2 separate regions of the Homo sapiens genome follow, and region 1 is linked to region 2. The links are chromatin loops, found by intact Hi-C in ENCODE. Cell type or tissue: gastrocnemius medialis. All regions are shown on one strand. Links, peaks and the distances in the headings refer to the core of each region. The heading gives the core; the rest is flanking DNA. Region 1 overlaps EHD3 (EH domain containing 3). Region 2 overlaps XDH (xanthine dehydrogenase).

Evidence for each region. Hi-C counts contacts between places; a loop is a spot of excess contacts. Peaks named below come from ENCODE experiments on the same cell type or tissue, not always from the same donor. Only the 100,000 strongest peaks of a DNase experiment are listed, where the experiment ranks them.
Region 1: it touches region 2 in a loop (3-fold over the local background); 2 of 110 quality-filtered maps call a loop at or near these places.

What each region holds. Positions count from the first base shown.
Region 1 is chr2:31,236,510-31,252,859 of GRCh38, reverse strand. EHD3 (EH domain containing 3) reads right to left here. Exons shown (of 6, transcript NM_014600.3): 2 at 8,410-8,586; 3 at 3,392-3,489. LOC124905983 (a long non-coding RNA gene) reads left to right here. Exons shown (of 4, transcript XR_007086270.1): 3 at 3,154-3,512; 4 at 8,008-8,410. Among named protein-coding and RNA genes, the nearest start is that of EHD3, 11 kb to the right of the region's middle. RefSeq lists enhancers at 1-14, 55-134. In gastrocnemius medialis, for the core only: no CTCF peak of the experiment used is centred there; DNase peaks (open chromatin) are centred at 10,974, 11,859, 12,254 and 12,789; H3K27ac peaks cover 4,721 bases.
Region 2 is chr2:31,387,024-31,403,373 of GRCh38, reverse strand. XDH (xanthine dehydrogenase) reads left to right here. Exons shown (of 36, transcript NM_000379.4): 3 at 230-326; 4 at 2,046-2,154; 5 at 4,675-4,801; 6 at 5,645-5,706; 7 at 15,079-15,147; 8 at 15,477-15,563. Among named protein-coding and RNA genes, the nearest start is that of XDH, 20 kb to the left of the region's middle. RefSeq lists a silencer at 2,859-3,059. In gastrocnemius medialis, for the core only: no CTCF peak of the experiment used is centred there; a DNase peak (open chromatin) is centred at 6,063; H3K27ac peaks cover 1,461 bases.

The sequences.
Region 1 (16,350 bases), core at 7,960-15,959, 160 kb after region 2:
AGGAAAGCAGAAAACAAACTGGCCTGCAAAGCCACTCCTGGGGCCATCATTTCTCCCAGAGGTAGGGGGACCTGGTGCTTAGTCAATGTGGGATGGGAGGCATTAGGAAGTGCAGGCAAGAACACCAAGGGCCTAATTTGCTTAAGGCAGTCACTGGGGTCCAAAGACAAAGGCAGGAGAGAGGTAGTGAAACCCCGTCTCTACTAAAAATACAAAAATTAGCTGGGTGTGGTGGCGCATGCCTGTCGTCCCAGCTACTCAGGAGGCTGAGGCAGGAGAATCGCTTGAACTCAGGAGGCAGAGGTTGCAGTGAGCCGAGATTACGCCATTGCAGTCCAGCTTGGTGACAGAGCGAGACTCCGTCTCAAAACAACAACAACAGCAACAACAACAACAACAACAAAAACAGAAATAGGAAAAGAATAGAATAGGATAGGAACTGAGGAAGGCAGGAGTCCCTGGGAACCAGCCTGCCACATACAGGTGCACAGGCTGTGCACTGCACAACTACAAGGGAAACTATTCACACAGATTACTCTGGGATTGTATGATAGGTGGTGCCAACTGACAGGGAGGGAGGGAGGAAGGTAGCTCATGGTGATCCAGACCCAGGGCTATGGCCCGTGTTTTCATATGGTCTATAGACCTCACAAGACGGCTGTGTGGTACATATCATTACCCCTTGTTACACATGGGGACACTGAAAATGTGACCTGTTGAGACACACACAGGTTCTAAAGCCCAGAACTCTGAATTCCTAGTACAGTGTCCTTGGAAACCGCAGAGGCTGGAGTCCTCTCTGGACCCGCTGGTCAGGCTACACTGGCCTTGCAGGTGCACATGTGACGTCCCCCAGGGAGTTCACACTGGGAAGGGGTGGCTTTCCCCAGCCTTCCTGGAGGAGTCCTGAGCTGCCTGAGTGAAACAGCAAATCCCCTTCAGGCTTAAACGCAGGGTAAACCCCAGATGAACCACTTGGGGTTGGGAATAGGTGGGTTAGGAGAAAGGGGGTGCTCCGGCAAACAAACCAAAGCAAGACAGAAAAACCACCCGTGCTGTCCCTCCACAGGGCCCTTAACAGGGAGCCAGGTGCTTACAGCGTGCGTGCTGGCTGGAAGGAGGGAGGCTCAGACATCCCTATTTTCCCAGGCCAGGGGTTCCAGCTCCCTATCACCTCCACCATACAGCCCAGAGATAGGGAGCCAGGAGATCAAGTCTTCCAAGACCCCCTTCCCAGGTGACACTGTGATGTCCCAGAATTCACAGGCCACCAATTACAGGAACTGCTAACACAGTTTCCCAAGTCCCTCCTGACTCAGTTGCTTCATTTCCCCTCTTCTTCCCAGGTCTCACCTCCTAAGCAAAGCAAGAGGTGGTAAGGAGGAAGGGCAGGGCTTTCCTCTCAGGATGTTCAGCCTCCCCACTCCCTCCCACCTGCTACAGGATGAGGACTCCAGGCTGTGTCTTCCCTGGAGGGCTGACTCGGGTTAACCTGGCCCTTGAGCAGGCTGCTGACCTGGAGGGCCTCTCTCACTGTCTTCCCTTTCCACTCCCAGCCATGGCAGCTCACACACAGGCATAGTGTAGCCTCAAAGAGCCGAGCCTGGCCCTGCACCACACACCTGCCCTCATCAGAAGAGAGCTGCTTTCTGCAGAGAGGACACCAAGGCAGCTCACAGGAGCACTGGACAGAAGCCCAGGTCTGGCACTAGTGGCCTGCACCTGGGCCAAGGGCCTGCACCACTTGGGCCTCGTCAATACACAACTGCAGGAGCACTGGCCTGTCACACCATGAGGCTGTGACCTCTCCTCTGAGGGGTCTGGGGTGAGCAGTGCTGGCCTGGGCAGGCCATGCTCTTGCAGAAAGAGCAAAGGTTTCTGGGCCCCACTATTGTGGCACAGACATGGGCAGGGCAGATCTGTGTCCCAGCCAGAGCCACAGAGCACAGAGGGTGAAGGCACATGCAGACAGTCACCTACCTAGGTCCATTCAGGCAAGAGTTCTAGCTGCTTCCCAGAGAACCCCAGCAGTTCAAAGCCCTTCCTTACCCATAGGCTGACTTCTGAGTGCTGATGTGGCTCCAGCCCTGGCAACTAGCTCCAATATTGGGGTGGGCATGGCGTCATCTGATTTTCTTGCCAGAGATACAACACATGGCACAGAGAGGGTAGTGGGCTATACAGGACACTCAGCAAACTGTGCCAGGACAGGCTGGGGGTGGGGGCCCAGAGCAGTTGTTTTTAGCTTTTGATAGCATCTGCCTAGCATTTTAGAGTTAGAAAAAAGAAAACAGGCTGGGTGCGGTGGTTCCCGCCTGTAATCCCCAACACTTTGGGAGGCCAAGGTAGGTGGATTACGAGGTCAGGAGATCGAGACCATTCTGGCCAACATGGTAAAACTCCGTCTCTACTAAAAATACAAAAAATTAGCTGGGTGTGGTGGTGCACGCCTGTAATCCCAGCTACTTGGGAGGCTGAGGCAGGAGAATCGCTTGAACCCGGGAGGCAGAGGTTGCGGTGAGCTGAGATCGTGCCACTGCACTCCAGCCTGGCAACAGACTGAGACTCTGTCTCAAAAAAAAAAAAAAAAAGAAAACAACGATGATGATGATGATCATCTATAATCCCTCATGGTTACTAGGTACTTGCTATGTGCCAACCAGAAAAGGCTTTTTATCTTAAGCATTTCTTTTAATCTTCAAACAACTCTGTAAGATGGATAATACTATTCCCACCCCACCCGCCCCCACCGCCCCACACCATTTTTCAGACAAAGTAACTGAAATAAAGAAACCTGCTGAGGGTCACTGTGCTATGAAGTGGCAGAGGCAGGCTTAGAACCCTGCCAGCCTGACTCCAGAGTTCTGTCTTCTAACCACCATACCAGGCAACCTCCTTTAATGAGCAATTATCCTGTATTTATCTGTAGTGAACAGTTTTTGAAGTGCTTTCACTACCTGGTTCCCTCCTCTTATGACCCAGGGCACTGATACCATTGAGCTGAATTTCTCTGTATGCATTTGGCTGCCCTGCAGAGCTGCAAGCTCCCCAGGAACTTAAGAAGCAAGCCAGGATCAGGGCCATGGAAGGTGCCCCTTGTAGCATGAATAAACCCAACGAGGTAAGACTGATATTGATGTCTTCATTTTACAGATGAGAAGACTGAGGCCAGCTATCTCCTGAGCTACGGTGGACCTGAATTCCCCTCTCCCGACCCCTGCCAACCCCGGCCTAGGACTGCCCCAGGTAAAATGATCCCACACAGCACAGGAGAAGTGCCGGCTCACCAAGGGACAGCATGGCCCTGGGTGCTTCTCTTCTGGTATGTAAGAGACTGAACGTGCCAGAACCATGGAGCCCACAGCCAACACCCCTCAGGCAGGTTGCTTACCCCGGCTGATCCTCTGCTTCTCCCCAGAGAGGATCCCTGGTGTGTCGATGACGCTGATGCTCTCCAGCACAGGGTTAGGTAGCTGGGCACACACGAACCTGCATGGGCAGAGGTAACCTGGGTGAGTACTCGCCCACCTTTCATGACCTAGCCGCATGACTCCAACCACCTGTCTTGTCTCTCTCAGGTGAGCTGCAGGTGCATCCTGAAGGGTTTAGTTCACCATGGACTTGCCCAGTTCAGGGTGTGGCTGACAGCTGACCCGGGGCTGAACCCCAGTCCTCTTGCCTCTCCCCACATCCAGTGTTAAGAGCGCCCTGCACCCGGGTGTGTTTGGTAAAATGCTGTGTGACCAGCAAGCAGGGCTACTCCATAGCGACATTGGGTCTTCATGTGTGATCAAAGCCTGGGTTTAATTCTTATGGCCCCAAGTCCTTAGTTTGTCCTTGGTCAGCTACCTCCTTGCCTTGAGTTACTCCACTTAGCTTGGCCCTCTCTAGGAACCTTAGCTTCTTTAGATAGCCAATGAGAAGACCCCCTGGCTCCTCTTCAAATGAGCCCCTAGGGACTAGCGGGGCAGGAGGGACTTCAAGGGTCTGTCCCAAACCATCACTGCAGAGTCAGGGTCTGGGGAGCCTCCTTCTGATTTGATCCTTGTGGGCCAAGTGGCTGTGCTTCTCTGTTTATGTCCTCATTTGTAAATGGGGTATCATTCAACAGTAACTGAGGCCCTACTCTGTGCAAGATAACAGGCTGGGTGCTATGGCCAGAGGATCACAAGCCTGGCTGGCTTAAAATGGAGACTCCCAGGAGCCAGGCCAGAATCCCAGCCCCAGCCCCAGAAGTGGGTCTCACTCAGGCTCTATGCCTTGAGGAAGCTCCCTGGATGATTGTGAGGCAGCCATGGTTCATGCTTGCCAACTCCTGCTGTTGGGGACACTAAGATATCCAAACCTCGATCCCTGTCTCCAAGGAGCACAGCCTGGTGCAGGACAGGAGGCCAGGAGGCCTGTACATGGACAAGCAGAATACACAGTGCAATGGGACCAGCACCCTGAGAGAAGTCAGATGTAGTGTTTGGAAGATTCAAGGCAGAGAGATGGCTTCCTGGAGGCAGAGGGAGGGCTTCCTGGAGGAGGAGGCACTGGAGCTGGCCTCGAAGAATGGGAACCACCCAGGAACATTTATTTGGGCATTTAAAGGCCAAATATCTCTATTAGGAAAGCAGTCAAGTGTTATTTAAGAGAAGCGAGGGAAGGGGAGCAGACAAGGGGTGTGAAATAGGACCACTCAGCAGCATAGAGACAGGAACCTGGAAATCTAAGGTGCAGCACCTTGTGCGGACAAATCTAAGGTGCAGCACCTTGTGTGGACTGCAGTGAAGCTGGTGGCACATGCAAGAGGGATGCAACATCATTCCCTGTTGTCGTTTCAATGGACATGCCTGGCAGACTCCCAGCCAACCTAAACATCCACTACTTCAGCGGCTGCGTGCTCCTGGAGAAAATCTCAGAACCTCACGATTTCATAGGTGCCTGCAGTAAGCCACATTCTTTCATCATTCTTCTCTGGTGATGCATATTTTCTCCTCTTTCTCTCTTCAGTATTTTCTGCTGGGAATGTCCTCTTTTTTTTACACTGTTGGTGCCACTTCACTCATCATTTAATGTCAGGGTCAAATGCCAACTTTCCCACAAAGGCCTCGTCAGGCCTGCTCTTCCTCTTGCCTGGGTTATCACTGGCTCTTTCCAAGCCTGTGCCCACTGGACTGGATCAGCCTTATATTCCCCCACAGAATAGAGCCCAAGGCCGCTAGGGGCCTGGTGTCTGTTGAAATAAAACACGAATTCTATCCCTTAGTAAGATACCTGGGAAGGAGGCAGGAGACACAGCCCCTCCTGTGGCCACATTTCTTTCCTTGTCAATGTCTGCTCTCCAGGCCAGACACCAAGTCACTCTGGAAATGCAGGATCTTGCCTCAGTCACCTTCATTTTATTCATTGAAATCACAGATTTAGAGAGAGATTCCTGACCCCTTAATAGTATCACCTTTTATGTGCATGTTATTTGTTTCACAACACCTTCCTATATATTTTCTTTATAATTTTTTTTTTTGTAAAATATATGCACATGGTAAAAAACAAACAAACAAAAAACAAAACAAAACAAAAAACCAAAACATGGTCCAGCAAGGCATAAAATGAAATAGGAAGGTGTTCCTCTTCTCTATCCTTCTGCCCTGCTCAATTCCACTTCCTAAATGGAACCACTGTAGGCCGGTTACAGGCTCACACCTGTAAACCCAGCACTTTGGGAGGCCAAGGTGGGCGGATCACTTGAGGCCAGGAGTTTGTGACCAGCCTGGCCAACATGGTGAAACCCTGTCTCTACTAAAAATACAAAAATTAGCCAGGCGTGGTGGCGCATGCCTGTAACCCCAGCTATTCAGGAGGCTGAGGCGGGAAAATTGCCTGAACCCAGGAGATGGAGGCTAAAGTGAGCTGAGATCATGCCACTGCACTTCAGCCTGGGCGACAGAGCAAGACCTCGTCTCAAAAAAAAAAAAAAGGTAACCACTGTAAAGATTTATATATTTTTTCCTTTCTCTCTCAGATCTTCTTCACACAACACACAACATTTGCAGGAATGGATTATTTACATTTTATCACTTTCTAGATGAAGATAATAATATTCAAAGAGGTGTCTTTACTCAAAGTAAACCACCCCCACCCAACCTCACCCACACCACCTGGTTTCAATACATTTAACAATGGAGTTAATGAGACTTGCTGGGTTTGATTAATGACATAAGGGCGCTCAGCTCTCAGGAATGCACCCAGCATATGATGGCAATCACTTAAATTCTGTTATCATAATAGGCTATATGCTATTACATATAATACAATACACTATATCATTATAAGCACAATTATCCCAAAATGGCATTAACCACTAAACCTGTACTCTTCTCTTGTGATGAGCCCAGTTTCCTCTTGTCTCCCCCTGGCTTTTCCCTCCTCTCCCCTGGGGTCCAGCTCCTCCTCTCTGCCTTCAGATAGGACGATGCTCCTCAGCTGACTCACTAACACTGCAAACTCAATGTGTCCAAAATCAAATTCCTTGCCTACCCCCTTGCTCAGATATCCCTGCTTCTCTTCAGCTCCAGCGACTCATTCTCCTGAATCATGCTCATCCCACCCCCTCCATTTATGCATTTTAGCATTTTGGGCATCCAGGACCTCCTTACTCAGTTCCAGGTATAAGAGACACCCCTGGACTCCAGGACACCTGCCCCACTGCACCTTACCACCACGACCTCCTCATTCTTCCTAAAGGGACCTCAGCTTCATTCCCAACATAAACCAAGCCCCATGCCTGGGCCTCTCTCTCTGCCAGGCCAAGTTCCCAAGATTTCTCAGCGTGACCCTTCCTCTGCTCCCTACTCTGGGCGCACACCTTGGCCACTCACAGTTCCACATTTCATTCATGTCGTGGTCTCCCTGTCCCTGTCTTAGACTGTTATTGACTCCATGCCACTACAAGAAAGGTCAGAGACAAGTTCATAGGTTTATAAAAAATATTATTTGGGGCCAGGCACGGTGGCTCACGCCTGTAATCCCAGCACTTTGGGAGGCTGAGGCAGGTCAATCACCTGAGGTTGGGAGTTCGAGACCAGCCTGACAAACATGGAGAAACCCTGTCTCTACTAAAAAAAAAAAAAAAAAAAAAAAAACACAAAATTAGTCGGGCGTGGTGGCACATGCCTGTAATCCCAGCTACTCGGGAGGCTGAGGCAGGAGAATTGCTTGAACCTGGGAGGCAGAGTTTGCGATGAGCTGAGATCGCGCCATTGCACTCCAGCTTGGGCAACAAGAGTGAAACTCCATCTCATCAAAAAAAAAAAAAAAAAAAAAATATATATATATATATATATATATATTTGGGATAAGAGACATCGAGAATCCTTTGGGCAATGAGCCTCAACTTCTACAATGAAAAATGGCCACAGCAGATGCCTATTCCATTCACTAAACAATTAAGTAATCAAATGAAATAAGACATAGTAACACTATCACTAACTAACCTGTTGGTTACTATGTGCCAGGCACGAAGTGTTTTCTGTTCACTATCCCACTTATTTCTCCTTTAACTCCTATTATCCTATTTACAGATGGGAAAAATTAGAAACAAGTAAGTTTTGTAACTTGTTCAAGAGCCACAGTATTAGGCAGGATTTGAACCCAGGTCTATCTGAAGGCAAAGCCCATATTCATTACCTCTACTCTAAAAACCTCCAATTAGAAAAAGTAGTTTTAAAATTATTTTCAAAGTATTTACCATGCACATGTGAAACTGGATTTATCAGTGTAATAAGTGTGAGCAGGGGATCAGCCTGCATTCTGGTTAAACAGAATAATTAATGTGAAGGCCCAGATTAGTTTGCCAAGCATTCCTAGAGCTTTCTCCATTCACATCATCATGATGATCTTGGTATCTGCAAGGCTGAACTTGTCCCGGGGGAAGAGAGGTGACCTGTGCAAGGTCATTCAATTTAGTAGAAGAGTTAGTGCTCAAACCCAAGGCTTCCCTCTTAATTCCAGGGTTCTTCCCACCAGGTAGAAACAATATCCGTGAATAGAAAAGAACCTTCGTCTGCCTCCTTCCAGTTGGATGCAAATCCCAGCCACTGAATATTTAGGCAAATACTGGGAACTATATGGAGCATCCTCCTCCACTTTTACTAGGGGTAGGTGCAGGGTAGGGGAATGTGACCTGAGTCATTGTTGTATCCTTCCCTGCTCCCTGATAAGGAGGAATCAACCCAGCATTTGCAGCTGCTGCATCTCACAACTGACTCAGTTACACTCTCAGCAAGCAAGGGACAATCTAGGTATGGAAAGATTGACAGGAGACTCTAGGCACCAAGCATCCCAAGACCCTGCCTACTGTTCTTTCACTCCCCATACCCCAAGAAGAAAAGAGAGCACCTGAAAGTGTTGTGTTCCCTCCACACTCACCTGTTCAAGAAGGCGTTGCCAAAGGCGTTGAGTTTCCTGAAGGGTTTCTTGGGATCCACCACCAGGGCGTTCCCAGGGATGATCCCCTCCATGTCTCCCTGCATCACCGCAATGAAGGAGTCTGTGGTGGGCTCAGGCCCAATCCTCATGCCTGGGAAGTCCTGTTCCAGCAGGTACCTAGCAGGAAGAAGCACAGTCCTAATGCAGGCGTTCTGCGCAAAGATCAACACGGCATGTCTACTATAAGGCAGACAACATGCGAGTCAGAGGGGAGGGCAGGGCCACCGCAGCAAGATCTCATGGCCGGGAGAAATGCCTGCTGGATAACAAGTCCAAAGAACTTTGTAGAGGAGGTGGAATTTCAGCTGAACTTAAAATATTCTGTTTTTTGGTCCTTATCTTTTTCCCTTTCTCAATTGGTTGGGGGCTGGTGGGCGGGGGTAGAAGGAGCAAGGTTTGGGCTCAAAAACAAAGCATGGATTGAAATGATTCTTACACAGAGTATTACAGACTCCATAACTGAAGGTAACCTGCTGAAGTACCCACACAAAGGCATGGTTAGAACTAAACCTTCCGTAGACTCTGCTGGGTTTTCATAGGTCTTTATTTAACCGGTTAGTTCTTTAATATAAAAATAGCTCATATATGATACAAAATACAAACAATATAAAAGGTACACTATGAAAAATGAATCTCTGGCCAGGCGCGGTGGCTCACGCCTATAATCCCAGCACTTTGGGAGGCCAAGGTGGGCAGATCACAAGGTCAGGAGTTCAAGACCAGCCTGGCCAACATGGTGAAACCTGTCTCTACTAAAAATACAAAAATTAGCTGGGCATGGTGGCAGGTGCCTGTAATCCCAGCTACTAGGGAGGCTGAGGCAGGAGAATCATTTGAACCCGGGAGGCAGAGGTCGCAGTGAGCCAAGATCACACCATTGCACTACAGCCTGGGCAACAAGAACGAAACTCTGTCTCAAAAAAAAAAAAAGAAAGAAAGAAAGAAAGAAAGAAAGAAAGAAAGAAAGAAAAATGAATCTCCATCCTATCCTACCCTCTAGTATCTGTATTTTGTATCCTGTATTCTTCCAGAAATGTCCCATGCACACAAGTACTATGTTATTAAGTGTTCATGCAGATCTACACATTTATGATCTTATTTATTTATCTTGCTGACATGGAGTGTCATTCCGTCGCCCAGGCTGGAGTGTAGTGGCGTGTTCTTAGCTCACCACAACCTCCACCTCCCAGGTTCAAGTGAGACTCCTGCCTCAGCCTCTGAAGTAGCTGGAATTACAGGTGCCTGCCACCATGCCTGGCTAATTTTTTTGTATTTTTGTAAAGACGGGGCTTCCCCATATTGGCCAATCTGGTCTTGAGCTGCTGACGTCAGGTGATCCGCCTGCCTTGGCCTCTCAAAGTGCTGGGATTACAGGTGTGAGGCATTGTGCCTGACCTGATTTTATTTATTTATTTATTTATTTATTATTTGAGACGGAGTTTCACTCTTGTTGCCCAGGCTAGAGTGCAATGGCATGATCTCAGCTCACTGCAACCTCCGCCTCCCAGGTTCAAGTGATGCTTCTGCCTCAGCCTCCCGAGTAGCTGGGATTACAGGCAGCCGCCACCACGCCCGGCTAATTTTTTGTATTTTTAGTAGATACGGGGTTTCACCATGTTGGCCAGGCTGGTCTCGAACTCCCGACCTCAGGTGATCCACCTGCCTCGGCCTATCCCAAAGTGCTGGGATTACAGGCATGAGCCACCATACCCAGCCACCTGATCTTATTTTTTAGCATAGAAGCAACCTGCACACCTTTCATTCTATCTTTCTTGTCATTATCCATTTAATTCCAACTTTCAAAGAAGAGACTACATTCAAAATGCCTTGTATAGTACCTGGCAAAATAGGTATGTTCAGCAAATGAGTCCTCCCTTGTGCCCTTGGGTATTAGGCAATTTCATTACGAATGTAATAGTATATGGTGGGATTCCCAGATAAAGATTATAATTGTGCTATGTTTTTAAATGTGTTTGGTGTTTTACCTGCACTACCTAAACAGGTGTCAAAAAGTTACCTTCTATCTGTCAATGCCTTCCTTCTGTACCCAACACCCACACACACACCCCTCCCCACAACGTGTGCATGCTTTGTAACCATGAAGGATGTTGTAATGTGCACAGGTGGACTGCAGCAGCAGGCCTGGTCTGCACAGAGGGGTGGTGGCCAGGGAGGCTTGCCAGGGCTTCCTCCCACTCATCAACATCCCATTTGTGCCTTTGAGCAGCGTTCTGAGCTGTGAATTTACTCTGCAGTTCCATGGTAGTTAAAGTCAGGTTGCTGTGGGCTCCGTCCCCAAGGAGGAGCCTCGGCAGCCAGCCCTGGAGGAAGCTGCTGATCTGCTGAGAGTTGGAGCCCTCCTGTCCAAAGGCCACCCGCCACACAGGGCACAGATGGGTTTCAGGTTGTCTTGGGAAGCCCCTCATCTCTCCAGATCCCAGTTCAATAATCAGAGTGAGAGGGCAGGATTTCCCCTGGTCAGAGGATCACTTTGAAAGCTGGCACCGAGGTTGTGATGAGAGTGAATCCTAACAGCTGCACCCTTGGCTAGCACTTCCTGCCTTCTCAGAATACCTTCTCCTTCAGGGCCTCCTGGGAGAAGCTGTGAATCTCAGTGGCCTGGGGCCAGCCAACCTGCTTTCTCTAACATTGAGGGCTATGCTCTTCAGGGGGTACTTAACTCAGGGAACCTCAGTACCTCACTCCATAACATGGCGGGTAATCGTTCAGACTGACTGAGTACCTGCGATGTGCCGGACGTTGTTCTAAATTTTCCATGGATTATCTCGTTTCACCTTCCCACATACTATGATATCAGCACTATGCTCTTCCTCATCAAATGGACCTAATAAGAAAACCTATCTCACAGGGAGTTCTGGGGATTAAATTCATTGCAGAAGTTAAGCATTTAACCAGTACCTTAAATTACCTAGATTATCATTCCATTTGAAGGAGGAGGAGATAAAGGTGCCCCAGGTGATGCACTCAGTAAACAGTAACAGGGTTAGGATTTGAACCTGGCCCTTGGATTTGAGTTCACGCTCCTAACCACTACACTCACCTTTCCTGCCTTGACCAGGAAATGCAGCCATCTTTAGGGACAGGCCAAAAGGGTTGAGCTCCCTTTTAGAACGATGAATGGGACAAGAAGGCCACAAAGAAATATGGTTTGGCAGGAGGCAGGCAGGGCCAGGCCTTGGAGGAGAGGTGAGGCTTTGAGGCCCACAAACGCAGGAGTGTACTCATCTCTGTAAATATCAGCTGTGGGGTTCCCTGCTTGGCCTCAGTGACTGGGGTGTGGCATCCCAAAGCTGCTGCTATCATATGATCAGAGCAGGTCCCTGGCTCCATGGGCTCTAAAAGGACACTTTTGGATTTACAAACAGTCGGCCAAGATTACCCTTCACGAGAAAGATTCCACCCTGATTGGGAAACCCCATCTATCTTTGCCTGCCCAGGCACCTGACCTAGTGAGTGTGTGGATGAGAAGCCCTAAGCAGGGCTCTGCAAGGGAGCAGCAACAGTGGATTGCGGGAAGTAGGGATCATCAAAGGCTCCAGGGACAGCTGAAATAGAGAGGGCTGAAAAGAACCATTCTGAGGCAGCCTCAAAAATGCCCAGAATGAACAGGGCCAAACAGCAGCAATGAAGGATCCTTCTCACACAGGCGTCTCAAATTCTACCCCTGAGAGGGACGTGGTGTTCTCAGCAGATGAGTGAAGGCTTCCCAGCCTAGCAGGGTGGCTTCCGGGGAAGTTACAGGGCTGCAGCCCGAGGTGGTCAGGCAAGGGCCTAGAGTTTGTCCTGCTAAACCCACATGACCCAAAACTTGCTGACCACACATGGGTCTGGGGAAACACTGAGTCTAATGAGGCCACCAGCAAGTCCAGGCAGCACAGTCGGGTGGGGTAAATTCTCAGGGACATTTGGGTATGGCTTACAGCAGCAGGTGCCCCTGTAACAAAGCCACCACTGTGTCCAGAAAGGAAAAATCTATTGAGGAATCTCATGCACTGATTCTTTATGGGAAGCGATACAGATTGCCTCTGTTGCCAGGAGAAAACATTCCCACAGCAGTGTGAAAAAAGAAAAGTTAATTCAGGCCAGGGTGGGAACAGCAGAGACGGGGATGCACAAGAATGAGGGGAGACAGGACAGACTGAGTCCAGGATGATAATACTTGCCCTGTCGGCCTCATGGGGTTTGAGGGAGTCTGTAACGCATCCCACAGACACAAGCGAGAAAGTGGATGGGAGACTCTCCACGGCCAAGTTGAGGCATGAGTCAGCTCCGTGTTCCCTGGAGCAGCTATAATTGGCCCTGTCGAAAGCACCCTCAGCCATGTGATGAAGGGATTCCAGCACGAAGGAGAATCTGGTGGCCAGACAGTCCAGCCTCCTTGCGACAGGCCAGCCCGCCCAGGGCACTACCCGGCACCGTCCCCAGAGCTCAGCGACGTGCCCCTTCTCCAGCCCTCCCCTTCGTGCTGGAGAAGGGCCTTCCCGCACCTTCCTGAGAGCCTGCCTCTAAGTCTCCTGTTAGAGTCAGCTCGAGAGAGGAGAGGAAATGATAAAGCCCCATGCGCGGTGCCTGGAGCACAGCTGGTGCTAAACTGGTTCTGCCTCCCCCTCCCCACCCCGAATCCGGTCAGTAATGCTGTGAGGCGGTTATTACTATTCGCATCTTATGGATAAGGAAACTGCGGGTCAGAAAGGGGAGGTGGCCTGACCTCTGTCAGACCTTCCTAACCAGGTCCCTGGGCAGGAAGTGGTGGAGCTGGATTCTGCTGACTTGGACTGTGTTCCATGGCCTTCGTCCCACTGTCAATGGGAATGGGAGGGAGACCTTTCCCCAAAGGTCTTTCTCCTCCCAGTAAATGTTTTGCCTGATGACTGCCAGGCACCTGACTTTCAAGGCAGCCCCTAAGCCAGGCCGAGGCACGCGGACACAGTTCCTCTGGCCTAAGGCCTTCTGCTTCCTTGTGTAACACTTAGGCCTTGTAAGAAGCAGGTGGATTTTCACCCAGGCCCCTTTAGAGACCCAGCAGATCAGAACCCTATCAGACAAAGGACATCCCCTGGCCTTGGTGGGTGGACAGGGCTGAAGGTGGTGCAGGGGCTATGCCTGCCAGGATGGACTTTGCAGTGAGTGGGTCTACTGGGGTGGTGGCCCTCTCACTCTATCCCTTTGGCTTTCTGGAGAACCATCTTTCCCGGCGCAGTGGCGCTGTAATGCCTGGGGTGGGGATGTCAGGGTGGTGATGAGAGCTGGTGCGGCCACAGCAAATGCGAAGGCACCTTTGGGGTGGGAGGTTGCAGAGTCTCCTGAAGTGGGAGAAGCTGAAAGGGCCAGCTCAGTAGCCCTCACGATGGACTCCCATCCCAGCAGCCCTACCAAGTGCTCATGCCTCAAGAGTCCAAGTCACACGATAGAAGGTCCGTGCAACCCTCCAGACCAGCCCAGCCTCCCCAAGGAGCCCGGGGCAGCTTAGCTCTGCAGCCCCAGGCCCCACAGCCAATCCACTAGAGCCTCTCTCTCAGCTCTGCCAAGGTCCAGGGAGGCCTCCCTCATGGCCCATGGAAGTACTCAGGCCTTCCTCAGCCCCTGGAGCAGCCAGCTACTCACCTCCACTACCTGCAGAATAAGGGGCCACAGAAGTAGGCAGCGAGAAGGAGTGACCAGGGGCCAGATGGTCCAAGGAAGGAGGGATTCAAGGCTGCATGCCGGGCAGAGAAATAGCAAAGGGAGAAGAATAGCAGAGGCAGGAGGAAAGGCTGCCAGGGCCAGAGGGACACAGAGCTACTGTACTCCAAAGAGGCAGCCTGTGTTGGAGAGGGCAGCCGCCAAGCCAATTTACTGTTCATTTTATTACTCTGTGTTGCCGGGCCTTAGGCCGGGGAAGTTATTTCAGGCAGAGATCACAGCACATTAACTAGTTATTAAAAGAATGTCCTTTTCTGTGTGTTCTTCCTCAGACAAGAAATAGACGCTGTGGCAAGCACATATTACTGAAAGTGGATGGACCCTCAGGGGCAAAACGCCAAGAACTGGGGGAATAAAGAGGCAAATCTTTGTTTCTGAGGAAAAGGCCCCTCACAGGTTCAGGCCTGGCATGGAGACAAGAATCAAGGCAAGAAGCAGGGATGGGAGAAGGGAGAGGAGGAGGCCTTCTGAGACCTAGGCATGGACGCACTTATCCACCCCAGAGCAGCCTTACTCGCAATGGGGAAGGGATGCAGTGTCAACTCACCCTCTCGGAAAACAACTGCAAAATATGACTCTTAGTACAAAAATTTTAAAGTTAAAAAATATTTTAAACAAAACCCTGCCCAACCTTTGGCCTAGCAATTCCACTTCTGGGAATCTCAAAAAAACAAAAACAAAAACAAACAAAAAAAACACACACACACAATATAGGAAAAAATATTATACACAGAGATATTCAGAATTATTCTACAATAACAAAAAATTAGAAATAGCCTAAAACATCCAAGAGAAGTAGATTAAGTGAAGAATCGTATATACACACAATGGAATAGTATGCAGCTGTTAAAAACAATGCTATTCATTAGTTGAATGAATAATTGTATATACAAATAGTGAAATAGTATGCAGTTGTTAAAAATAATGCTGACAAATAACGCTTATAACATAGGAAATGTTCATGCTATAAGTAAGAAAAACTGGCCAGACGCAGTGGTTCACGTCTGTAATCCCCAGCACTTTGGGAGGCTGAGGTGGGTGGATCCCCTGAGGTCAGGAGTTCAAGACCAGTCTGCCTAACATGGCAAAACCCCATCTCTACTTAAAATACAAAAATTGGCCAGGCGTGTTGGCGGGTGCCCGTAACCCCAGCTACTTGGGAGGCTGAGGCAGGAGAACTGCTTGAACACAGGAGGCGGAGGTTGCACTGAGCCGAGATTGTGCCATTGTACTCCAGCCTGGGTGACACAGTGAGACTCCATCTCAAAAACAAAAACAAAAATAAACAAGCCAGCATACAAAATTATATGTATAGCATGATCTCAACTGTGCTATAAAATAGCTACAAATACTGGAAATATATTTATATATAAATTATATGCTTTATATATAAATATATTTTATATGTAAATTAAAATAGCTTCTCCTAAGTCATGGGATTATGGGTGACTTTTTTTCTTCTTTAAATTTATTCTTTTCTATATTTTCCAATTAAAAACAACTGTTTACTGGATTTTATGAGAAAGAAGAAAAGTACATGATTTGGTTCTGGAGGGTTCCCTGTGGTATGACCCCTCCTACAGCGCTGGCTGACACTCCCTCAAGGGGAGACAGCTTTTGACGCATGAGCTAAATTCAGTTGCTGACATGAGTGGGGAGAGGGAACTACTGCACATGGAGGATAAGAAAGAAGAGCGATCTGCCTCTCCCGGTCTTACTGTCTCCCTCAGATGAGGAATCATCTGTGGCAATTTGACTCTGCCACTTTCTTAGACCCAGTTAACAGCCAGTGATGACTTAGGCAAAGCCGGGAGAGTGTCTCAGACAAAAGGCGCTCAAACCTGTCTGCTGCTTGGGGATCCTCACCTCTCCCCATCTTCCCTCCCATTCTGCAAAATGTCTACTGGGAACCTCCTATAGCCGAGACCCTGGGCAAGGCCCCAGAGATGCTAAGGCATGGATGTTGTCTTGTCAATGATTGTACACCAGGAAGGAGAAGCTACAGATAATGTATGAAAGGTTATAAATACCATATGTGTAGAGAGCCAGGGAAGGCTGAGAGGGCAAGGGCCATCTGCAAATGGCCTGAACTTCCCCTGAGGCATGAATGGGCCAAGTGGAGGCCAGGGCTCACAAAGGAAACTCTGCAGGCAACCCAGGCAGCTCTGAAGTGCCTTT
Region 2 (16,350 bases), core at 3,027-11,026:
GATGCCTTTGCTCTTCTGTGCAGTGGAGATGGCCGTGTTCCCTGCCTCCCTAGGGTGCAGTGCAGCCCCTCTGAATAAGGAGGCCAGTGGGCCTGCTGCCTTCCTTGGTTGAGGGGCCTGAGCACGTGTGGGAATGAATGGCTCTGCCCACAGCTCTGCCCAGGCATTTCCTAGCAACCCAGCAGACTCCTCTCCCTGAGTTCATTCTCCTTAACTCTTGACCACCCAGTGGGGCTGAGTGGAACCAAGCTCGGCTGTGGAGAGGGGGGCTGCGGGGCTTGCACAGTGATGCTCTCCAAGTATGATCGTCTGCAGAACAAGATCGTGTATCCTTTGCCTGCTGGCTGACCACCCACATGGGGGCTGCGATGCAGGACCAGCTTGTGAGGGAGTGCATGAGTGTATGTGTGTATGTGCATGTGCGCATGTGTGAGCCCCTGTTTTTATGGAGAATCTGTGCACAGGAAAACTGTAGAATGATCTCTTAGCAAGTATCTTCTAGGCTTATAATATTGACCAGGCTCCGAACTGCTGATAAAATGACTTTTCTAAAATCCACATTTATATCACATTCCATAAAGCCCTTCAATAGCTCTTCATTGCCCCCAGGACAAAATCTCTTTGCTTAGCGGGCAAGGCCCTGCACAGTATGCCCCAGGTTTCTTCTCCAGTTTTCTTTCTCACCATGGGCCCAGCACTCCATTCAAGCAGAGATAATTGTGAAATACCAATGACACAGGCCCACTAATTGCTTGGTCTTTGTTTAAGCTGGGAAGTTCTCCTAGGATTTCTCTATCTGACTAACTCTTACTAGCTCTTTACAACTGGGCAAAAATATCACCCCCTCCAGGAAGCCATCCTGGATCTCTCAAGACTGGGTTAGGTGCCCCTTGACTGTGCTGGTCCCATAGTGCCCTGTGCACAGCATTCCCAATGTAAACTCAGGCATGATACAATTTTTACAGTTTATTTGAGAAAACAACAGTTCATGAGCTCAAGCAGCTCCACATTAGAAGCAGTTCAGGAGCTCCACCAGGGAAATGCAAGCAGGAGGTTTTTGTAGGATGGACACAGGCAAAAAGCAAAGAAATTATTTGATTGGTTACAATTATACAATTGCCTTACTTGGTCTATCCCACTGGAAAGTCCCTAGTACTATAGTTATAAGTTTGTTGACTACTTCTGATTGGTTGATCGTAAGGCTTTTTTTTAATATAAAGATATTCGTAAGAAGTAGCTCAAGTTAAGACTCTGCTGCAAATCAAGCACAGTTTAGGTCACTTGTGAGGCCTAACTGGTTTCCTCTGCTGAGTCTTCAGGCCTGGTCTCCTTTTTAATTTACTTTAACAAGATTTAAATTGCACCTTCATATGGACTTTGGTTTTCTCAGTTGACTGCAGTCTGTTGAAGGGCAGAGCTTTCATCTTATTCATCTTTATTTTCCCAGCCCTCAGCAGAGTGCCTGACTTATGTCTGGCACTCAATAACTGATGCTGAATGTAAGTGAATGAGTGATGAATAACAGAAGAATGCAAGGAAGTTCTAGCTAAGGGCTTGCTGTCTCATGTTGCCTGGGGGTTTCCTCCCCCTTTCCCCACAGAGAAATGAAAGCAATAGAGGCGAGGAAATGCAGGGAAGCAAAGTGATTGGAAGCTAAGGAACAGCCCTGCAGGCAGGAGCATGCTTTAAGGCTGCAGCCTGCCAGAGAAATTTCCTCTTGACTCAGCCTCCTGGGTCAGGCTGAGTAAGAGGTGACTGAAAGTGACCCTGGCTCCGTTGCTCCTGCTCAGAGGCTGAGGATGCTCTGATGCCTGATCCCACAGTACTCTGGAGGGGCTCAGCTTTACCTATAAGGAGAGCTTCCTTTGTTCCTTTCCCAGAGTCTTCAGTGGAGAGGTGAGGACACTGGTAGAAGAGACAAGAACATAAATGGGAGCGGAGAGACGTAACATAAAGCCTCACAAAGTCCTCCAGAGCTCACAGTCAGGCCCATTCTGATGATCTGAGTGGACAATAAATGGAATGACCTTAATCTGGGGTTCTAGCCACTTTTCTGCCAATGCCTGCCTGGCCCCCATCTGCTCCTTGCACCATGTTGCAGTGACAACTGTGGAAGGAATAGGAAGCACCAAGACGAGGCTGCATCCTGTGCAGGTAAACAGAGGAAAGGGAGCTGTGCTCTTGAGATCAGGCTCTTTCCTCTGCAGGGAGGCTCATGCCAAAGTTGCAGACTTGCTTTGGGTTGTTGGGAAGAGTTTCACTGCTTAATCTAAGAAGGCATTTCACCCTGGCCACCTCCCCATCTCCTCTGGGTACCGTGAGGTGAAAAGAAGAAACACCCAAGCCTGAAGCTCCTTCCTGTGAGCTGGTTGGTTATAACATTGCATGATCTGAAGGGACCCAAGAGGCCAACTGAATCTGGTGGCTAGACCAGTCCAGAACTTGGAGGAAGGGATGCAGAAGAGCTTCCTCACTTTGTTCTGGAGTGTGTTTAGGAAACTCCCAGCCTTCCCAGATTTGAATTTTAATTATCTGTGCCCCTTGTTTATAAGCCCACTTACTCCCTGCAATGGTAATTCTGCACCCCTTACCTCCCACCCGCAGATAGTACAAATGTAAACTGCTAGGCCTCCTCTTTCATTAGACTGGAGGTTAGCAAGTGCTAAATAAGATGACAGAGATTTAGTGCCTGAGCAAGGCTTTCTCCTTGATGGTATCAGACCACCTGAAAATGCATTGAAATCCGAAACATTTCTGGGGCAAATGGGCAGTAATAATCTTAGACTGGTTTGGGGAGACAATCAGGATGCTGTTAGGCTGAGTGGAAAGAAAGGGGAGTAGAGCCCTGTTGGAAGGAACGGCCATTGTCCCCAAAGCATTTTGTTTGAGGAAACTTGGGGTCTTTGGGAGATCGAGACTATCCTGGCTAACATGGTGAAACCCCATCTCTACTAAAAATACCAAAAAATTAGCCAGGCGGAGTGGCGGGCGCCTGTAGTCCCAGATACTCAGGAGGCTGAGGCAGGAGAATGGCGTGAACCTGGGAGATGGAGCTTGCAGTGAGCCGAGATCGTGCCACTGGACTCCAGCCTGGGCGACAGAGTGAGACTCCATCTCAAAAAAAAAAAAAAAAAAAAGAAGTTACCAGAGCTTGGCCCAGGTCTTAATCCTCCCTTGATTATTTGAGGAGACATGTCATTCAGGCGATGGAGCTGGAGCCTCCTGCGGAGAGGCTGGTACTATTCCTTGGAGTGGCATCTTGGGCCAGTCATGTGAGGCCAGCCAGGTCGGGGTGGGATTGCTTCCCATCTATAGATTTGTTTCTTAGGCAGGAAGAGGGGAAATTACTAAACTTGTCCAACCTGAAGGAGACGTGAGAGGGTTAATTAAGGCTTGTTATTTTCTTTGAAACAAACAGATGAAAGAAAGAATAAACAGTTTAAACATAGGAGTCAAGTATTAGTCTATTCTCACACTGCTGATAAAGACATAACCAAGACTGGGTAATTTACAAAGAAAGAGAAGTTTAATGGATTCAGTTCCACATGGCTGGGGAGGCCTCACAATCATGGCAGAAGGTGAAAAGCACATCTTACATGGTGGCAGACAAGAGAAATGAGAGCTAAGTGAAAACAGAAACCCTTCAGATTTCGTCAGATTTATTCACTACCATGAGAACAGGATGGGGGAACCACCCCCATGATTCAGTTATCTCCCACAGGGTCCCTCTCGCAACACATGGGAATTATGGGGGCTACAATTCAAGATGAGATTGGGGTGAGGACACAGCCAAACCAAATTAGGTTGTATCTGTATAATCAACCTAAAATCCTCCCTATCCAATGGTACAGGTTCTTATTCCTAATCAACTTATTTTGGCTACAAATAGGCTTCAGAGCCAGATTCCACTTCTTGTCCATTTATTTGTTTTCTCTTGGTTTCTGTGACACTGTGGTTCTGGCTTTTCCTTCTCTCCCCACACTTGCTCCTCCTCTGCTCAGTCTCTAATTGCTGCAGTGCCCTGAGCCCTGACCTGGGCCCCTCCCCTTCTTCATCCCTATACTCTCATTTACAACTTCAGCTTTGACCTCCCCTCAGAAGTTACATTTCCAATTGCCTATTTGACATCTCAATACGGATGTCTAATCTCAAACTTAAGAAAACCCTACTCTTTTCCTAATGGCTTCCTTCCCCAGTCTTCTCCCATCTGAGTCAATGGCAAAGCCATCCACCCAATTGCTCAAGACAAAAATCTAGACATCACCTTTGACTGTTTCTGTCATATGCCACACCCAATCCATTCAGAAGCTGCCTTCTGGTTATGATAGTCACTGTTCTTTGAAGGGACCTTCCTAGTCATAGCTAACACTGGCTGACTGCCTGCTATATGCAGGTACAGTGTTAAGGGTTTTACATGAATATCTCAGTTAATCCTCATCGCAGCTCTAGAGGTAACTACAAGGATGGTCCTCATCATACAGATGAAGAACCTAGACTCAGAGGGCTTGGAAACTGGCCAAGGTCACAGTTGGTAAATGGTGGCACTGGGGCTTGACTCTGTGCAGTGATTACTACCCCCACTATCTCTCAACATGTGCTGGCTCCAGTCGAGTCCTTTGGGGAGCCTGGGAGGGTTCTGCCATCCCAGGTGTCTATGTCATCTGTATCTTTTAGGAGAGAATTGCCAAAAGCCACGGCTCCCAGTGCGGGTTCTGCACCCCTGGCATCGTCATGAGTATGTACACACTGCTCCGGAATCAGCCCGAGCCCACCATGGAGGAGATTGAGAATGCCTTCCAAGGTATGGGCCTTCAGGCACAGCCTAGGAGGTGGAATGGCAAACGAGGCCCTGCAGAGGTCAGGGCAAGTGCCAGGGTGAGAAGCATGAGGGACTACCCTTTGGAGGAAGGGCTCAGGCCCCCCAACAAGGTGGTGACTAAGATCTGCTAGAAAGCCAACCCTCTCTTACTTGGGAGAACTCCTGGTTGGTGTGGAGACCTCCTGGGGTCTCCTGCCTTTGTGTCCATATTTCTGAGGTGTCTGTCTGCCTTCCACCAGTATTGGAGTGGGGTTGGCAGTGCATGGCTGGTGCAGGAAGACGTCATTTAGAAAACTCCACGGGGGCTAGTGATATGATTTCCTTCCCTCTCAGTTTTCACCAGAACAGGATTCTGCAGGGCCAAGACCACCAATGTGTCTGCTTCTCTGAATTGAATAGAGAAGCCTCCCCATCTATTCACCATTTCCATCATTTATTCAGTTATTTTAGTCACATCCTATGCCACAGGGATAAAAGACACACCCTCTACTCTCAAAAAGTTCATACTCTGAAGAGGAGAGTTTGTAATGTAGTCTGATAGGCTAACTGATGAAGCTGTGATCAGCCACTGTGGGAGCACTTAGGAGAGGTACCTGACTCAGTCTGGGCATTCTAGGAAGGCTTCCATTCTAGGAAAGACTTCCTGAAATCATGATAACTTTTCTGAAGTCAGGATATGAGAAGGCCAAGAGGCCTTCCAGACAGAGGTAACAGAATATGCAGCCTGGTAAAGAGAGCACCCAACTTAGTTGCAAGCAAAGTCACAAACTCCTCACCCATCCCAGGGCCCTGCACTGACATTGCAGTTTTTTCCTTGGCCCACAGGAAATCTGTGCCGCTGCACAGGCTACAGACCCATCCTCCAGGGCTTCCGGACCTTTGCCAGGGTAAGTGGGGACCCCAGAACATCAGTGTCTCTGCTTCTAAAATGGCAACACTCAGAAATCACTGTGGGGAGGGAGACCAAGGGCCTCTGGTCTACAAACAATGATGATAAGATGACCAGTTAGTGAGTCTTCCCTCTGGGGACATCTGGCATGGGGAGTAGAGTCTGCCATTCTTATTCAGGGAAGGGTTCTTATGAATAGCATGGGACTTTCTGCCAGTGATGGTCTGGAGACCGGCTTCCTGGAAGAGGCTCACCGCCTGAGAGTGCCTTTGAGCTTGGCAGTGCCTTTGGGCTTGGCAGCTTTCCCTTGGAGACTGGCAGGCTCAGCCCATGGCACAGGTGCTGAATGTAGCATTTAATAACAACGTGGCCTTGCTCAGCACTTGCACCCCTCCTCCTTCCCTCTCCTGGCTGCTTTCTGTGGCTGGCACTCTGTTGGGCTTATGAAACTGGTAATTAGATCTCCAGACAGTTTGTGAACCCCTGCAATGTTCATATAACTCTGAGTGAGAAGTCACAGCCGGATGTGTGGGCATTGATTATATAAACACATACACACACCTGCCATCTGGCAAGGAAGGCAGAGAGCTGGCATCTCCTTTCTTGGCTTAATCTCCCCCCAGGTTTTACTTGACTTCTCAATTGGGCCACGTTAATCCTGACTCCAAATCAAACCATCTCATTTCAGTTTGATTCTGGGTCCAGGGGAGTTACAGACTCCTGTGCTTTCCACTCACCTTTAGGGTTGGAGCATCATGAAAAAGAGTGCTGTGTCTGTATAATCGTATAATCCAAGAAGGGGTGGGTAAACAAGGAGACAGGACCTTATAAGGATGGAAAACACCACACTCTGATTAATGCTGCTGCTGATGAAGAATTAACAAGTGTGGAATTAAATGAAAATGCCTAAAAGCACAAATTCAGATTCTGCAGACCTGGGTTCAATTTGAGGCACTTAATTGATGCACGACCTTGGGCAAGTCTCCTTGTTTCTATTAGGTTGGTGCAAAAGTAACTGTGGTTTTGCCATTAAAAGTATGGGAAAAACTGTAATTATTTTTGCACCAACCTAATAAAATGGTGATTTTATTAGGTGATTTCATTAGAATATCTACCTTACTGTGTTTATAAAAATTAAGTACTTCTTGAAAAGCTTTTAGAACAATGCCTGGCACATTTCTGTTATTCAATAAATGGGAACTATAAATTATGAAGCTGGTATATTTCTTCCAGTAGCCTCTATATAATCTTCCCAAGTTACTCACTGTTTCCTGAGACCCAGAGATTGTTAATCTTGCCTCTATTTACTTCATAAGAACCTGCTCAAAGTGATATAATGTAATCAGTCCTCTTAATTTTTCAAAAGAGAAGGATTTTTGAGTATAGCAGTTGCCTTCCCTCCTGGAAGTTGAAATCGCTCTTGATTTCACCATGCAGAACTTACCTCCCTCAATTCAGCTACCCTGCAGTGCAGAGCAGAGCAAGACTGAGAGCTCTGAGCAGCCAAAATGCCTGACACACAAAAGGTGCTCAGAAGCTAATGCATGTTACTCATCGGAGGTCTCCGAGATGTTTCTTCAGAGCCTTTTTACTTTTATTTTACACACAGCTCTAACAAACTCGGTTACTAGCTTTCCTGTCCACAGCACACACTAGAAAGCGTGTGGAGGGTCAACTAGAGGTGGGCACACTGCTCACGGCGAGAAGTGACCACAGCTATCTGGTGACAAGGAAAGAAATGGAGGAACCATTAAACAGGTACAAGCAAGACTTCCAGTTTCTGGTCTGGCATGTAAGCAGCTTAGGAGTCTTTATTTCATCTAAACAAGAAGAAAAAGGCTGAACAAACTGAAGAATCAACAGTTGTTTTTAGATCCATCAGAGGAATGAGGTCACAGGACAACTCATTGTCCAAAAAATTGGAGAGACAGACAGGCAGACACGGCATATCAGAGCAGAAACCTCTGCAGGAACCTTTGCCAGGATAGGAAGATGTAAGGACTAACTGATGAATTGCTGGAGTTTATACATGGATATAAACTCCAGGGGGATGCAGTCATGGAGCGGGTGCTCTACACCTTTGTGAGTTTTACCTCCAGGATCTCCACCAGGTCCTCACAGTAAATGTTGGAGAAAAATCTCCTTGTGTTTCTGGTAGGGAGTGGGAAAAATGAACCATTTTGGAATATGCCAGAGCATTCTGTTCTTCTTAAAAAGGCCTGTCCTCAGAAGAAATTATTTTACCGCAGCCTAAACTTCTGAGGTTATATTAGATCCTCGCCTACCTTGGGGAGGGGAAATACGCAACCCCAGGACCTTTAGTCTTTCACCTGTGGGAAGGGAAATACACAAGCCCAGCCCCCTCCAGCCATCCTGTCCCACCAAACGGAGAAAAAAAACCCTGAGAAGCGCTTGTGAAGTTCACAGGTGAGCGGCACAAGCTCACCAAAAAACTGAGACTAATCCTAGGACTATAGGATACTTCTCCTTCATATCTTACCAATACATTAACTAAAGGCCTATTTATATGAGGTCTTTTCAGCCAGTACATCATGTCCACCTTTCAACCAAAAATTATAAGGCATAGTCAAAGGCAAACACAATTTGAAGAGACTGAACAAACAGCAGAACCAGAGTCAAATAGGACAGGAATATTGGAATTAACAAATGAGGAATTTTATAAAGCTATGATTAGTATGCTAAGAGATTTAATGGAAAAAATAGATAACATACAAAAACAGATGGATAATGTAAGCAGAGAACGGAAATTCTAAGAATTAAAAAGAAATGCTAGAGATTGAAAACGCTTATAACAAATTGAAGACTACCTTCGGTGGGCTCATTAGTAGACTGGACATGGCTGAGAAAAGAATCTCTGAGCTTGAGGATATGACAATGCAAACTTTCAAAACCAAAAAACAGAGAAAAGGAAGTGAATGAAAACAAACAGAAACAAATAAGAACTGTGTGATAACTACAAAAGATGTAACATATGTGTAACGAGAATATCAGCAGTAAAAGAAGAAAAAGAGAAAGGAAAAGAAGCAATATTTGAAACAAAAATGACTGAGAATTTCCCAAAATTAATGTCAGATTTTAAACCACAGAGTCAGGAAATTCAGAGAACACAAACCAGGATAAGTACCAAAACCCAAAACCAAACAAAAACTATACCAAGGCATGTGATATTCAAACTTCAAAAAATCAAAGGTAAAGAAAAATGACTTGAAAGAAGCCAAAGGAAAACACCCCTCACCTATAGAAGAGCAAATATAAAATTATATCTGACTTTTCCCAGAAACCATGCAAGCAAGAGGCATGGAGAGAAATACTTAAAGTATTGAAAGAAAAAACCAAAGCACCTAAAATTCTGTAACCTCCGTAAGTATCCTTCAAAAGCGAGTGAGAAATATTTTCTCAAACAAAACTTGAGATAATTTGTTGCCAGTAGACCCATCTTGTAAGAAATATTAAAAGAAGTTCTTTAAAGAGAAGGAAAATGATGTAGGCCAGAAACTCAGATCTACATAAAGGAAGAGCATGAGAGAATGAACAAGTAAAGGTAAAATAAAAATTTTTATTTTTCTTAATCTTAATTGGTCTAACAGATAGCAATTTGTTCAAGACAATCATAGCAACCATGCATTTGTTTATGTGTGCATATGTATATATATATGTGCTTGTGTATAAGTAAAATGAATGACAACAATGATAAAATAAACAAGAGGGAAAAATTAGAAATATTTTGTTATTATAAGATACAATCACTACCTGTAAAGCGGTGTAGTGTTATTTAAAAGTGGACTTGGATTAGTTAAAAATGTATACTGCAAACTCTAGGGCAACTACCAGAAAAAAAAAAAAAGAAAAAAGGAAGTATAATTGATACTTTATGAAAGGAAAGGAGATGAAATTATATATAATGCTCAGTTCAAACCACAAAAGTCAGAAAATGAGTGAAAGACAAAACTAGAAACAAAGAATAAGGACGACAAATAGAAAACAATAACAAATATGGTAGATACTAATCCAACTATATCAATGATTACCTTAAATGTCAGTGATCTAAATACACCATTTAAAAGACAGAGATTGTTAGAGTAGATGAAAATAACAAGACCCAACTATATGTTGTCTACAAGAAACCTACTTTAAATGAAAAGACACAGATAGATTAAAACTAAGTAGATAAAGAAAGGTGGACCATGATATACTAATCGAAAGAAAGTGGAAGTAGCATATTAATTTTGGACAGAGCAAACAGTTATCAGAGAAAAAGAGGGGCATTAAAAATAATAAAGGAATCAATACTCCAAGAAGATATAACAGTCCTTAATGTGTGTGCACCTAACAACAGAGCTTCAAAATACATGAGGCAAATCTGGTGGAACTGCAGAGACAAATAGATGAATCCATTATTATATGTGAAGACTTCAACACCCTTATATCAGAAATGGACAGCACCAGGCCAAAAATCAGTAAGGACATAGTTGGACTCAACGGCACCATCAATTAATTGGATATAATTGACATTTATAGACTACTTTAGCCAACAACAGCAGAAAAGACATTTTTCTCAAGCTCACGTGGAGCATTCACCTAGATGGACCACATTCTGTGCTATGAAACACACATTTACAAATTTAAATTGCATGAATAGAGATCATACAATGTCTGCTTTCAAACCAAAATGAAATTAAACTAGATATCGATAACAGAAAGATAGCTGGAAAACCCCCAAATGCTTGAAGATTAAACAACACAATTCAAAAGAACACATGGTCAAAAAGAAAATCTCAAGGGAAATTTTAAAATATTTTGAATTAAATGAAATTGAAAATACAGCTTATCAAAATTTGCAAGATGCAGTGAAAACAATGCTTAGAGGGAAATTTATAGTATTGAATGCATATATTAGAAAGGAAGATTAAAAATCAATAATCCACCAGGCACGACGGCTCATGCCTGTAATCCCAGCACTTTGGGAGGATGAGGCGGGCGGATCACGAGGTCAGGAGTTCAAGACCAGCCTGACCAACATGGTGAAACCCTGTTTCTACTAAAAATACAAAAATTAGCCAGGCATGGTGGCACACACCTGTAATCCCAGCTACTCAGGAGGCTGAAGCAGGAGAATCACTTGAACCCAGGAAGTGGAGGTTGCAGTGAGCCAAGATTGCGCCATTGCACTCCAGCCTGGGTGACAGAGTGAGACTCCATTTCAAATAAATAAATAAATAAATAAATAATAAAAATAAAATACAAATAAAATCAGCAATCTGGGCTCCCACTTTAGAAAACTAGAAAAAAAAAGGCAAATTAAATTCAAAGTAAGCTGAAGAAAAATAAAATTTGGAGCAAAAATCAATTTCATTGAAAACAGACAATCAATAGAGAAAATCAACATAACTGAAATTTGGGTCCTTAAAAAGATCAATGAAATTAATAAGCCTCTGGCCAGGCTAACTAAGAAAAAAAAGAGAAGATCCAAGTTACTAATATCAAAATAAAAAGATCTCACTATAGAGCTCATGTACATTAAATGGATAATGAAGGAATATTAAGAACAACTCTATGCTCATATACTTGATAACCTAGATGAAATAAAACAATTCCTTGAAAGATGTAAGCTACCAAAACTCATACAAAAAGTAGATAATCTGAATAGGCCTATAACTATTGAAGAAATTGAATCATTAATTAATAACCTTTAACACAGAAAGCACCAGGCCCAGATAGATTCACTGGTAAATCCTATCAAACATTTAAAAAAGAAATTATGTCAATTCTCCACAATCTCTTCCAGAAGATAGAATCAGAGGCAATACAAAAGTTAATCACTTTCATATGTAACAGCAATGTATAAGTGGAACTTGAAATTCAAAACACATTATCATTTACGTTTTACATTAATACTCTCCAACAAATGTAATACTTAGGTATGAATCTAAAAAGTGTGTACAAGATTTATGTGAGAAAAACTACAAAACTCTGATGAACAAAATCAAAGAACTAAACAAATGGAGAGATATTTCTTTTTCATGAATAAGGAGACTGAATATGTCAAGATGTCAGTTGTTCCCAACTGTAGACTCAATGCAATCCCAATCAAAATCCCAGTAAATTATTTTGTGGCTATCAACAAATTGATCCTAAGGTTTATATGGAGAAGAACAAGATCCAGAATAGCCAACTCAATATTGAAGGAGAATAGAGAACAAAGTCAGAGGACTGACACTACCCAATTTCAAGATTTACTACAAAGCTGCAGTTATCAAGACAGTGTAGTATGGACACTGTCCATACTACAAAAAGAATGGACAAAAGAATGGACAAAGAGATCAATGGAACAGAATAGAGAGCCCAGAAATAGACCAACATAAATACAGTCAACTGATGTTTCACAAAGAAGAAAAGGCGATACGATGGAGCAAAGATTGTCTTTTTAATAAATGGTGCTGCAACAGTTGGACATTCACATACAAAAAAAAATGAATCTAAACACAGACCTTATACACTTCTCAAAATTAACTCAAAATGAATCATAAACCTAAGTGTAAAGCAATAAAACTCCTAGAAGATGACATAGGAGAAAACCTAGATGACCTTGGAATGATGATGACTTTTTAGATGCAACACCAAAGGCATGATCCATAAAAGAAATAATTATAAGCTGGACTTCATTAAAATTTAATAACGATGAATGAGGAGACAAGCGGTACACTGGGAGAAAAATATTTGCAAAAGACACATCTTGTAAAGTACTTATCCAAATATACAAAGAACTTATAAAACTCAGCAATAAGACAATGAACAACTAAATTAAAAAATGGGTAAAAGACCTGCACAGCTACCTCACCAAAGAAGGTATATGGATGGCCAGTAAGCATATAAGTTCGACATCATATGCCATTAGGGAATTGCAAATTGAAAGAACAGTGAAATACCACCACAGGTCTATTAGAATGGTCAAATCCAAAACACTGACAACATCAGATTCTGGTGAGGATGTGGGGCAACAGGAACTCTCATTCATTGCTGGTGAGAATGCAAACTGCACAACCACTGTGGAAGACAATTTGGCAGTTTCTTACAAAACTGAACATGTCTTATCATGCACCTCAGTGATCACACACCTTGGAACTGACTCAAAGGAATTTAAAACTTATTGCCACATGAAAACCTGCACAGGCATGCTTACAACAACCTTACTCATAATTGCCAAAACTTAGATGCAACCAAGATGTCCTTCAGTAGGTGAATAAACTGTAGAACATCCAAATAATGGAATGTTAATTCAGTGCCAAAATGAAAGGAGCTATCAAGCTATGAAAAGACATAGACAAACCTTAATTGCTACTACTAAGTGAAAGAAATCAATCTTTAGAAGCTACATATTGTATGATATCTATTCTATGAAATTCTAGAAAAGACAAAACCATGGAGGCAGTAAAAAGACTAGTGGTTGCCAGTGATTAGGGGAAACAGAGGGATGAATAGTCAGGGTACAGAGGTTTTTTAGGGCAGTATAACTCTTTCTGTAAGATATCATAAGGGTCAACACCTGTAATCATGCATTTGTCAAAACCAATGGAATGTACAACACCAAGAGTGAACCTTCATGTAAATTAATGGACTTTGGGTGATAATGATGTGTCAATGTGGGTCCATCAGTTGTAACAAATATGCCACTTTTGAGGATACTGAAGTGAGAAAGGTTGTGCGTGTATGTTGGGATAGGGGTATTTGGGAATTCTCTACATCTTCCACTCAGTTTTTTCTGTGAACCTTAAACCACTCTAAAAAAAAAACTTTTTTTTTTAAAGGCACCAGTGCAGAAGCCTTAGCCTATTTAGTAAAGTAGGAATCTCAGGAGGGTGGGGATGAGAAAATGTAGTCTTATCCAACCTCAATAGACCTTGAGGGCAGTGATGCATTACTGTACATCACAGTAATTTATGTCATTAACACACCAATGAATTATCAAGAAAATAGATCTAAGTAATAATGCACTGGCACTTTGTCTGGAAAAGGCGCTTCTGTGAAATATGTCCTTCCTCAGAGGGCCAGGTGAGTGGGATGCAGGACTTTCACTTCAGGTAGGCCAGGGCATTTCCCTACATCACTCCTTCTCCAAGAAGAAAGGTGAGAAAAGGCACTAAGAAACCTCTCTTTCTTCCTTTCTTTCTTTCTAAATATAGAGGGGAAGTGCAAGGTGGCTGGCTGGGGGGAGGCTCAGAATGGACGGAGCAGGTCTGGTGTCCAGTGCTGGAGCTGTGAATGCAGGAAGAGTCTGCACACGGAGCAGCGTGTCCAGGTGGTGGGGTGGGTGGGGTGTTTCTCTCCTGATGCCACTGCCTGCCTGCTTACAACTTCTCCAAGGTCACACCTCCAGCATCCCATGAGTGCTTTCTTGCAGAAGACAACGAGTTGTGAAACAGACTCTGGAAAATGCCAGCATGGCATGGTGTCTCCTGTGGCTGACTTGCAGAAGGACTGCTCCCAGCCTGCTTTTTCAGGAATTGACTACCCGATAAAAGTGCCTGAGGCAGAACCTATGAGTTTCCCCTACTTTTTCATCTCAGCACAACTCCAGGACTCTGTCTTCTGAAGCCCTGAGCTGCAGATCAGTCAGCTGAGTGCGCCCCTCTGCCACCCTGCAGTGCCTCGGTGCTGGGTGGTAGTGATTCTAGACTCTGTGTGTGCTCTGCCACTGGTATCCTAAGAGGTCCTGAGCAAGTCTTTTCCCAGAGATGCTGGGTGGTCTGACCTGCATACTTCTCCAGAACAGGCCCACAGTGAGGAGTGAAGGGTGTTTACCTTTCTGGGAAGAAGTGCCTAATAAGCAGTAGGGAGGCCATTGGGCACACTGGCTGGACACAGTGCTGGGCTCAGCACCCGTCTTGGACATCCTTTGGCAGGGTCCTGCAGAGAGCCCAGCCTGGGAGACACCAGCCACGCCCCTAGAACCTTGCTGATCTGGAAGTCAAGCCTCTTGAGTCTTGAGAGAGCCAATGGGAATATCCCTCATAGACGCTTCCTGAGGAAGCAGCACTGAAGAAGAGAAATGGGCATAAGGGATAGGTTTTGATAAAGTAGGACCTAGCTTTTATGGAGAAAAGTTCCTGAAATTCAGTGGCCTTGTTGCTCCTATTTGTTTATCCATGAGTTGTTTAATCTACGTTAGCCAAGCAAGAGGGAATGTAGCGGAGGCCTCCACTCTGGGCAACAGGCAGGCAGGATGCCCCTGCTGTTGATGCTGGGACAGGCGTCAGAGCTGGAGTGTTCTGGATATTAGTAATCTAGATTCCTTAGCTTCTGCAAATACTCTTTGTAAATACCCTTGTGCAGATGTTCATCATCTCTCTAGGATGGTGGATGCTGTGGAGGAGATGGGAATAATCCAAATTGCTGCATGAACCAGAAGAAAGACCACTCAGTAAGTGAGTTCTTCTCCCCCTGGAAGCCTGGGGGTAATCTGAGACTTAGAGGAGTCAGTGCACGAGCTCCATGTCCCTGGCGGTGGGGGCTGGAAGAGGAACCTACGGTGAGTCGGTGATGGCAGACTGTGGGGATGGTGATGGTGCACGTTAGCCCCGGGTCCTGTAACTGAGACTCTCTCATTCCTGCCTCCCAGGGATTACCTGCTCCTCTTGCAGCCTGCAGGGGGCTGGGAATGAGCTTGCTGGAAGGAAAGGCTGAATTGGTCCTCTTGGGTGTTTGAAAGGAGGAGATACTGCATCACCTACCTGTTCTCTTTCCCCATAGGTCAGCCTCTCGCCATCTTTATTCAAACCAGAGGAGTTCACGCCCCTGGATCCAACCCAGGAGCCCATTTTTCCCCCAGAGTTGCTGGTAGGTGATGCCTCAGGGACAGATCCAGCCGGGTCTGTACTGTGAGTCCCTGGAAACCTGCTTTATTTTCATACCCACTGGGAACTTTGTGTCTTTCTTGTCCTTTATGTTTCAGCTTAAATTTCCCTTCCATTTTCTGACACTCCCCTAGGTTGAGTCTCTGCTATGTGTACCCACAGCCCCTGCACTTCAGTTCATGTGTGTCACAGTTACAGTTATTAATTTGATGTCTGTGTTCCTTGCTAAATGACAAGCCCCATGAGGATAGGGACTGGCTCTCTAGGCACACTGTGTAGTGTAGCAGGTTCACTATAACCATTTGTTGATCTCCTGCCTATATCTAATACATAAGCACTCCAAGAAACGTATTCCCTCTATAAGCAATCCATTTATTTAAAACAAAACAAAACAAAACAAAAAACGAGAGCTCTCTTCAAAGGACATGATCTGCAGCTCACAGCTCTGTCTTAAGGAAACCCCCTCACACCCACTTTATCACCATCACTCTAATATTTATGGCAACGAAAGAATCAAGCCACTCGGAGTTTTTGAAGTGCACACTTCTCAGAGTTTTGAGCTATGAAAACTACCTTGTAGCTTCAACAGGCCAGAGAGAATGGCTTTGCAGCAGGCCACCAGCAGATCTTTCTCTGGACTGTGAAACTTTGAAAATACTGGCAGTTCGATTTGAGGGCTTCGTTCTCAGCCCAGTGTCTTCCTGCAAGCACTAAAGCCAGCCTTCCTAGGCATCCCCTTATAACAAACTCCTTCCTTCCTTCCTTCCTTC